2 separate regions of the Homo sapiens genome follow, and region 2 is linked to region 1. A link is a loop called in an ENCODE intact Hi-C map of the cell type or tissue named here. Cell type or tissue: HepG2. All regions are shown on one strand. Links, peaks and the distances in the headings refer to the core of each region. The heading gives the core; the rest is flanking DNA. Region 1 has its middle 250 kb from the start of LINC02027. Region 2 overlaps LOC105377177 (a long non-coding RNA gene).

Evidence for each region. A loop is a pair of places that touch in the nucleus more often than their neighbours do. Peaks named below come from ENCODE experiments on the same cell type or tissue, not always from the same donor. Only the 100,000 strongest peaks of a DNase experiment are listed, where the experiment ranks them.
Region 2: it touches region 1 in a loop (10-fold over the local background); 2 of 110 quality-filtered maps call a loop at or near these places.

The regions. Positions count from the first base shown.
Region 1 is chr3:81,240,070-81,245,461 of GRCh38, forward strand. No RefSeq gene overlaps it. Among named protein-coding and RNA genes, the nearest start is that of LINC02027, 250 kb to the left of the region's middle. In HepG2, for the core only: a CTCF peak has its summit at 3,018 (motif pointing left); no DNase peak of the experiment used is centred there.
Region 2 is chr3:80,603,835-80,609,226 of GRCh38, forward strand. All of the region lies in intron 3 of LOC105377177 (a long non-coding RNA gene), which reads right to left. Among named protein-coding and RNA genes, the nearest start is that of LINC02050, 160 kb to the right of the region's middle. In HepG2, for the core only: a CTCF peak has its summit at 2,451; no DNase peak of the experiment used is centred there.

The DNA of each region.
Region 1 (5,392 bases), core at 113-5,112:
GCCACTTTCTTGTATTTATTCAAAGATTTATTCAAAGAATCTCTTACATAAACATTTCTTTTAAACTTTTGCCCATTATCCTCCTCACTCATATAGAATGAATGAATAAGTCGCCAATGTAGTTTGTACTTCCTTTTTATACTTCAGATTATGCCTTAGATGTAAATAACCAGATACATTCCCCATGCTTCTATTTCTACTGCAAAGCCATACACAACTAGAGGGAGTTAGGGTCTGCATTCACCAACCTAGATAGAATTCCTTAATGGTCAAACATACCCTTAAATATTTGTTAGGATGTCATCTCGTAGGCTCTCACACAATCTCTTAGCAAACCCATTATGTTCTGTTTATCTTCCAACATTAGAAAATGCTGCTATTATGTTGTTGATGATGTAGTTGTTACTGAGCACCAAATGAATCAGGTGGCTTGGTATTAGCACCATGTTGTATGAGAAATACATGATTAGTCTTTGGCTCCTGATGGTAACCTAAAAATGTTTGCTTATGTAGTTTTTATAACAGAATTTGATCTGTTGTCAGAAATATTATTTTATTACATTTTATATTTCTAAGAAAAGTCAGGAAGGATGGGAAGAAAGAAGCAGGGAAGGAAGGAAGGAAAGAAGGAGGGAAGGAGGGAATGAGGGAGGGAGAGAGGGAAGGAGGGAAGGAGGGAGAGAGGGAGGGAAGGAAGGAAGGAAGGAGGAAGAGAGGGAAGGAAGGAAGGAAAGAGGAAAGAGAGAGAAGCAAGGAAAGGAGGGAGGGGAGGAGAGAGGCAGGGAGAGAGGGAAGGAAAAAGCGAAGAGAAAAAAAGAGAGAGGCAAAGAGAGGGAGAGAGGGAGAAAGAAGGAAGGAGGAAAGAAAGGAGAAAAGAGAAGAGCTTTCATATTTGTAGTATTCAGAACTAGCATTTCCTACATAGTATCCAAGAAAGACCATGATATAGAATGAAAATTCACATAGAGCCATCTTTAGATAAGAATCAAAAGATCATCAAACACATATAATATTTAGTGAATATTAATATATGGCATCTTAAATGTGAGAGAACACAAATGTAGTGCACAAAATTTAGATGAATGCATTTTTTATGAAGACAGGCCTAAAAAATCACTCTACCATAGTGCTTCCAGTACGAATTTTATTTTTTTGGTTAAAGAAGCATGTTTTGTTTTTTAAGAGCTACTCAAACTTTTTCTCTACCAGGCAAACAAAACAGATCATGAGAATCCAAACATGTATTCAGACAACTTTTGTAACAGGACAGTTCATATTAGAAAATGATCGCCCTGCTATGAAACGAGCTCTCAGCACAGGGGCTTTTGGCTACATCACTCTGCAAGCACCATAATAGCTACTTTTTCTCAAATGCTAGAGTTCATTTTTAATATTAAAAGCAATATTTCACTATTCTATTATCTTTTTGTTTTTACATGACACTTAAAATTAGTTTCTGACAGATACAACTACCCATACATAGAATAGTGTATTGAGCCGATGTGTTTGTTGTGAGAAATACAGTCAGAAGAGAATTTTATTATGTTTTACATTTGATTGTTTATGCACGACAGTACATTTAAACTGAGTTTCAGCAAGCCAGTTGCCAGAGATTCAAAGCCTGACAAATAGCACATTCTCTTCACTAAATAAAGAATGTACAGGAACCCACACCAGCTTACAAGTTATTCTTTATGAACAACAGAATTGCTTTTTGCCTATTTCAAACAGAACCCTAAATGTGCCCAGCACAGCAAGAGAGAGCATAGGAAGCAAAGAGAGTTTAATATTCCAGCCCAGCTCACTGGAAACAACCACCACAAAAAACTAAAATGACAGAGCAGTGTTCTGTAGAGCAACATGATTTGTCTGCTTTAAATGGAGAATAATGGTTTTAAGTTTAGAGCAGAACTAAAGGGCTCAATTACTATTCATGGATTCTGAATTGTTCTACTTTAGAAACTCCTTTAGCATGAAATGTTCATCAAAATCAATGCATGAAACTATAGAAAAAAAATAAAAACCCAGTTTCCCATATGAATAAAGGACTTCCCAACTAAGAAAGTCTATAAAAAAAAAAAGTATCACCAGTTTACACAAACCCATCTTAGGCAGTAGGACTAAACATTTTAAAGTAATAATTTTTGGTTGAATGTTGATAGGCAGAAAATTTTATATATATAAAATCCAAAGTCGTCATATAGAAGACTTTAGTACTAAGCTACCATTGATTTTCTTTAATCTTTAAAAACTATACTAATGGTTATCCAAACTATATGGACATGCTTTTTACTGAAACAAACCATTGTCCTTGGAATTGAGTAGGTTTACTGAAGACAATAGTGTAACAGTAAATTGAAAAAATATATGATTTCTTTAACTATTTTTGTATCTGACTGTAAGGATCTGATTAGTAGCTTTCACACTAAAGAACAATAGAGCTGTGAAAAAATTATTCAGTAATAGAACAGTTGATAATCCTTTGGTAATTAGAGATAAGTGACTTTTGTTTGCTTTTTTCCCCTATATATTCCCCCAAATATTATGTTTTTCTAAAATTATGCAAAAAGAGGATGACGTGACTCCCCAATCATGTATTTAGAAAAAGAAAAATGCCTATTAATTTGTGAAATATATTAATTTAGATTGGTTTCCCCCGACTTACTTTCTCATGAGGATAGTATAATCTGAAAATCATTGGTAATAAACTAAGGTAAAAATGCATTACTATGTACAGACTTCTGTAGGAAAACATTTGCTTTTATATTGACATTGGCAAAATTTCATGTGGACTATTATGGATTATAATTGCATTTCATTTTGCTATATTAAAAAGTGTCAAATCCTAAAACCAAGCAAAACATTATCTGTGTTTTTTTTCATTATGTAGGAGAATGGTAAAGTCCTGAAGGCAATTTGAAAGCCGTAGTTAACCAGCTCCTTCTGTTTGCATATTCAATCCCTCAATGTAACATATGCATAATTTGATCATCATTGTGTGCCATCTGGAGTATACTGATTGAACTGCAGTTTGAAAATGAGGGTTCAGAGATAATTTGGTTGCATACATTTAGAACTGAAATGTCTCTCATGGAGCAGAACAGAGTTATTTAAAAACATAACTATGACTAAAAGATGAAAATATATTCCATAAACTCAAGAAAACCAAGGAAGACAATTTTAAGTCCTCAAGCTTTTCACTTTAAAACATCTTAAAATTTTATTAGCAATGGTATTCTACGGGAATTGTGACAAAAAACATTTGTACCTACCTGTTAGAGCAATAATTATACTTTTTCAACCTAGTTTACATATTTTATTTAATTTATCTTGGAAGATTTAACCCATTATCAACAAGCAATATCAGTTAAAACATTGGTATACTAATTTTTTTTCACTAACTGTTACTTAATGTTAGGTTAGGCTTAAAACTTGCATGAGTTCATCACATTTGAGTACCACAGCTGAGCACTAATTGCCATAGAAGCTCATGAGTGCCATATTGAAGACTGAAGATTGTCTAGTCCAGAACTTTTACTTTCAGATGCCAGAGTGTGATGTCAAGTGAGATACTTTATAAAATGAAAGATACAATTTTAAAATGAAATTACCTCTCATATAGTTTTAAGAGCAATAGTTTCTCATAGCCTCCTATTGGAAACCTTATTTTTTTTTTCACGTTTTCTAATACCACTGAATGGCTGAGCCACCATATTATGATGGGTTACTTATATTACATGGTCAAAAGTATTGCCATCAAGAAGGAAATTACATGACCTAGACTTGCTAAAAATACTAATAATTTTCGAAGGGCTTTAGGTGGTGTATGAGCATTAGCCTACCTGCATAATACATGCTACTCTTTCTTACCGGAGGAAGAGAACTTTTCTCAAATTACGGGTTTCCCAATTTATGTAAGAAAGAACCCTATTATCAAACAACCTTCTGTTACTCTATTACCAAGCAATACCACCTCAGGTGCTGCTTTCTTGCTCAAACTAAAGGCAAACATTGAGCTTCCCCCTGTAGCATTGGAGTCTTCTCCCTCCCTTTATTCCTTTAGTAGGCACAACATTTTCTGGGATATTCTCATACTACTATGATTCATTTGCTCCACAACAGAGGAGATGTCAAGGCTTGAGCTTAAATACTTTGAACTGAGAGGTAGAGAGTGCGAGTGGACATTCTCAGACAATCATGGAATCCTCGCCACTGAGTGAGGCAATTCACAACTGCATTTCCCCTTTATTTATCCAGAAGAGCAGAGAGGAGCAAGCATCTAATCTATTATGATCCCGTCACAGAACATGACATTCTAATTCAGTCAGTAGGGACTCACAATAAACTCAAAACCACATTGAGTGCCTCCCTGGTATGACAATTGATTACATCTCTTAACCTTTCTGCATCTGTGGTACCATCTGGAACATTTAGTGCTTACATTTTTGCACACAAAGAACAGGTAACAGCATATAGACCCAAATACAAACTCACTCCTTCTACTGTAAGGCTGCAACAACAATAAAAAGAAAACAGTAGGCAGAATAACCTTGATTTCACAAAAGATGTCATTCTAAAGAAAATTGAACACATAACCCCAAAAATAATACGTTGTGGGATATCTAATATAGGATTATCAATTCAAAAAGTTATCCATTCACCCTTTCAAAATGGATTTAGCCGTAGAAGAGACAAGAAATACATCATATAAGAAACTATTATGTACATACATTATACTTTATTCAAATCTAAGTACAGTAGTGAGTACTAATATCCTATATTAGTATACAACTTGATCAAAGCTACAGAACATTAAATTATGGAGTAAAAATACAGACCCAGTTTTACTCCCCACATCATTATTCTTTATATTGCATTATTAAATTTAATCCAGTTTAATATTAATCCTTTTGACAAATATTTATGAAATGCTATAAAATATGTTAGGAACCTCTTTTAGTTGATGAACAAGTGGCAAATCCCTTTATTATACATAAAGAATTGTGCTAAGTAAAGGATAAAACTTGTTCCAAGCAAAAGTTTAGAACAGGGTTTCTCATTTGGGACCGGATAATACTTTACGTTACCCCAGAGCTCTCCTGAGCATTCTAGAATTATCTAGCAGCATTTCTTCACTACTTGGCATGCCAGGAGCACTCCCTCCCTCAGTCATTACAAATGTCTTCAGACATTGCCAAAGAATGTCTTCTGGGAGCAGCCCTTTACTCCCACCACTAGCACCACTGAGAACTATTTGTTTAAATTAAGGTGGATGGACAAGTTTTTATGAATTACATGAAGAATGTAAACTCCTGGGGGGAACAGGAATTGTCCTAGTAAGCTGCAGCATTTAATGCAGGAACCCTCTCAAAAAAGGAAGGGAAATACTGGT
Region 2 (5,392 bases), core at 243-5,242, 640 kb before region 1:
AGACTGGCATGAACCCGGGAGGCGGAGCTTGCAGTGAGCCGAGATCGCGCCACTGCACTCCAGCCTGGGCAACACAGCGAGACTCCGTCTCAAAAAAAAAAAAACCAAACCAAACCAAAACAAACAAACAAACAAACAAACAAAAAACAGAGAGAGGGGGAGAGAAAGAGAAAATGTTTTCATGGCCTACAGTAACGGTCCTTGTTTTCCATTCACATTGGCTTCTTTTTCGTTTCCCAGATGTGTCTAACTCATTCATTCTATTCGGCCTCTGAACATGTACACTCTAGAACGCTCTCTCCATGGTTCTTAGTACAGCTAGTCTACCGGTATCCCTTGGATCTGTGTTTAGATGGCACCTTCTGTAGAGGCTTTCCGACAACCATATTTAAACGGACTTCTTTCAGTTACTGTCAACTTCATTCATATAACTTATTTGTAATTATCTAGGCTTTTTATTTATATTTGTGTGAAGTATATATCATTCCTAGAAGAATATAAGCTTCATCATTCATATCTTATTAGTTCCAGCAGTTAGAAGAATGTCTAAAATAGAAGAGAGATGTTTGCAGCATTAATTTTGTTGTTGAATTGCATTAACCTTTATTTTTTCATCAGGTAGCTTATCTTTGAATGATCCTGAGTATAAAAGGGGAAAAAAGAAAAGAAAAGAATGAATCTCAATTTATAATAGCGTTAAGGAAAAAAAATAAAATGATTAAAATATGCCCAAGCAAAAGTTGCTTTCTACATAAATATTAAGATTATATTTCTATTTAATAAAATTAGAGTTCTTTTTGAACCGAGCCCTGTTTAATACATGTTATCTGGCCTAAGCTTATTGATTTTCTTTTCTTATAAACCAAATATATGTATACCCTAACATCTAAATGTTAGTTCAAACACTTAAATTTTCACTGTAACAATGTATTTTGGTTTGCAAAAGAGAAAAGTCTACGACTGCCAAGACCATTCTTGTCAGAAATGTGATTTATTTTTAAAATATTCTGTTTCTTAAACTACAAGTGGTTTAATCAGAAAACTGATTCAGAGAAATGGCTTTCCAGACAAAATATATTGAATTAATTATTTTCTTAGAATTAACTACTTTTAATTTTTCTCCTTTATGTTGTTAAAATTTAATAAATAAAATTTACCAAAGGGAACTAAGTCATTTGGGTTTAGATGCTCACATTCTTTGGCATTAGCTTTCTGGAGACACAAGGACATTGTCCTCTCTTTATGCTTAACACCCTAGATGCATCTGTCTGTCATCTTTTTTAATTTAAACAGGCAACATTGAGGATTCTTAACAATACCTCTGACCCCTGAGAAACAGGATATATAGCAGCCCATTAATTAATTGTTTGAAATGAAGGAATATGGCACATCAAATACCATGCCTCTCTGCTCCATTGCACAGCACACCCGCGCTACACTGTCCATTTATATTTCTGACGACTACCAAAGAGCCAATACCCTTGAGAAACATCCTAAGTTAACAATTTGATTGATGTACTTTAGGCAGTCAATGACTTGTTCTATCTGGAGTATTTTCGTATTTTGCATGAAAGAAAGATGGTCAAAATATGTATCAGACCTCAAATCAAATTAAAGCCCAGAAGATTTCATTGCCATTCTGCTTTTTGTTTCATACATAAATTTACATAAAATTGAGTTACTTAAGATTTCATATCTGTTTCAATTTTCTTCCCATTTTAGACATTCTAAAATGAAAAGCGATTTAATAGAACACTGCATTAATTGTTTTAGGAGAGTTACACAATCAACTCAGCTATTTTCTAATTTAACTTCGGGAGACACTATTGTTCTTTTGCATATTCTCCCTAGTTATAATTTGTAAATTATTCACATTCATAGCCACTAAAAGAAACATTAACAGAAAGAGTGTTATCAACAGGCAGTAAAATGACAACTGGGAGGCCTGGACTTTCCTTTAATATTTTAAATGATCATTTGACCTTCATGAAGGGAATTTATCTTGCATAGTATCATTCCATAAGAATTAATAATTATATACACTGAAGACTTTTGAGTGAGGTGTCTGTCAGTTACTTTCTTTTGACACAAGTAAGCATTAAGAGTATTCCTATTGTTGGGACCAATAAAGTACTAGTACTTTTACTAATATAGTAACCATTAAGAATAATCCAGTTTATTAGATATATTAAAAGTTTGACGGTGAGTTTCTGAATACCTTTACAGAAGGTCATGTTCAACTTAAAAACCTACATTATAAAAACTGACAGAAATGTCAGTTCTGAGAAGACTGACAGCCACACTTAACATATAATATTTCTGACTTCAGAATTAAATAATTCTTATACAGATGATTGTAAATCTTGCCTTACATGTTTTCCGCCGATCTACTACACTAAGAATATCTGCATTTGGTTGAAGTTTAAGCAAATCCCTGTTGGGGGTGTTGTTGTATAAGGAATTAACTATTTTTGTCTGTGGCCCATTTGCTGTTCTTTTCCATCTCAATAGTTTGATTAATCTCTACTGGGTATTAGGAATTAGGACCTACTGTTAAAAGTTCTCAAATATCTCAATTCATTGCTGCATTTTTTCTTATGATAATTCCTGAATCCGTAACACGCCTGCAGTACCCAGTTTTCCTGTTAGTTTTGTTTTGTACTTCTTTCCTGCATGCGTTAACCAGACATTTCCTTTCCTCTATAATAATAATTCACTGTGAATCTTTCATTTTGCTGTTTAGAGACCCCTTAACATCCTTTTTTGACTATATGAATACATGTCTTTTCTGTTGAAACATAACCTAAGGGAGCAAACGTACTTTTTTATTATTATTATTCAAAAGGGTTAGTCTTATGCGCTACTAGCTCATTATTCGTTTTATTCTATTCTGTCCTTCAGTTGAACTGAATAAAAGATGCACAGAAAGATGAATCTTAAAAAGGAGAATAAGTTATCTCTTCAAGCAAATGGAATTCAGCTCACACTTCACTACAAACTCAGGTGGATAGTATAGCATTATAACTTCAATTTACTAAAATATAATATTCCTCAAATATGTTGGGAATTAAAAGGTATTTTTAATATTACATAACCTCTTTACCATATATTGCTCACATAGGTAATACCAGTATTCCAATTACTGGGGGTAGGTAGTGGTGGGGCTCAAGAAAAAAAACAAAATAAAAAAACCAAAAAAGTTTTGGTTACCTACATTTGAGGTTTACAGGGACTAATTCTTTCTGAAAGTCATGATTCATGAACATTTGAGTCTCCCTTATCACTGACCAGCCACAGGACCATAAAATGAAGCAACACACTGCTCTGTTCTCAATATTTTCAAACACTGTGCCTTTCTTTCCTACTAGATTTTTGCCTTCTAAATCAGTTACAAAATTGTATTTATCATTGTAGGCCTAAAGCTTAGCATAGTTTCTTGCTCTTCTCATGCTGATAGAAAGAATGGAAGCAAGAATGAAAGAAGAATGCAGATGAGGAGGCAGGAAGACAAAAAATGTAGGAGAAAAACAAATTGGCACAATAGTCTACCTACTTTACAAAGCTATTGTAAAGACGAAATATGTGGAAAATGCCTGAAAAAGAAAACATTATAGTAAAAATATTATGTATTTGTTTTGCTATATGCCAGGCACTATTATATGCATGTATGTATACACACAGATATATGTGTATTTTGTACATGTATATATGTGTATACATATATATGTGTGTGTGTATTTGTATGTGTATATATATGTGTGTGTTTATATACATGTATGTGTGTATATATGTATGTGCATGTGTGTGTGTGTATTCCAAGTTTTTCAACAACCCTTTGAAGTTGATGCTATAGCTTTCATATTACAGGGAGGAAACTGTGTCTCTAGGAAGAAAAGTAAACTTTCTAAGATTTCAAAGCTGGAAAGTGGCAGAAACAAGATTTTCACCCAGTCTGTCTAACCAAAGAGCACCTTATTCTAATATTCATTTAAAAATGAAATGTTATTTAATTTCAATTTGAGAAAAATTATAATCTACCTTAGTTCAAATAAGGCTAATTCATTAAAATGAGAATTTATCTATTGTATTTTTTTATCTCTCTCCTGACTTTCAACATTTCATCAAGCAAGAAAACAAGAAGGAACAAATGAATGAAAGAAAGAAGAAAGGAAAAACGGAAAGAATGAGAAAGAGAGAAGAGAAAGAGGGGAAGGGAAAAGAGAGGAAAGAAAGGAAGGGGAGTGGGAGGGAGGAGGGGGAAGGGAGGGAAGGAGGAAGGAAGAAAGGGAGGAAGGGAGGAAAGAAGGTAGGGAGGAAAAGAGAAAAGAAGGAAGGGAGGGAGGAAGGGAGGCAGGCAGGCAGGGAGGGAGGGAGAAAGGAAGGAAAGAAGGTAGAGAGGTAGGAAGGAAGGAAGAAAGGAAGGCGGGAAAGAAGGAAGAAAGGAAGGAAAGAAGGTAGAGAGGTAGGAAGGAAGGAAGAAAGGAAGGCGGGAAAGAAGGAAGAAAGGAAGGAAAGAAGGTAGAGAGGAAGGAAGGAAGGAAGAAAGGAAGGCGGGAAAGAAGGAAGAAAGGAAGGAAAGAAGGTAGAGAGGAAGGAAGGAAGGGAGGAAGGAAGGAAGGAAGGAAGGGAGGGAGGGAGGGGAAAAAGGGAAAAGAAAAGAGAAAGTCTCTTCTGTCCTCCAAGCCCACATTTTTAAACTGTCTATGGTTTCAAATATTTCTGATCATCACATTGTTGCAGATTCGAGGTGTGCATTATGAAATTTTTACTTTCTATATTTGGCATCAATTAAAAAACCTACATTATTATTTTCTAGGGTATTACTCAGATAAATTCATTTGATGATAGCTAGTGGATCTTTTGAAGATATCATTTTCAATTCAACAAAAGAATGGTTTCAGCATACTCTAAGAAATTAGAAATCAATCCCCAATATTATATATTTTATCTCCTTTATTTAACTGCTCTAGGTCATATTATTATTATTAGACAGATTCTTGCTCTGCTGCCAGGCTGGAGTGCAGTGGCACGATCTCAGCTCACTGCAACCTCCGCCTCCTGGGTCCAAGTGATTCCCCTGCCTCAGCCCCCCAGGTAGCTGGGATTACAGGCATGCGCCACCAAACCTGGCTAATATTTTGTATTTTAGTAGAGATGGGATTTCACCATGTTGGCCAAGATGGCCTCCATCTCCTGACCTCGTGATCCACCCGGCTCGTCCTCCCAAAGTTCTGGGATTACAGGCATGAGCCACTGCGCCCAGCCTCTAGGTCATATTATTAAAATTAATTGTCTAGCCTTGTCAGGTATATGTTGAAAATATTTGCCTAGATATCTAGTCCTCAGGTTCTCTCTGTACAGGGTTATAGATATATTATTTATGAATGATAAA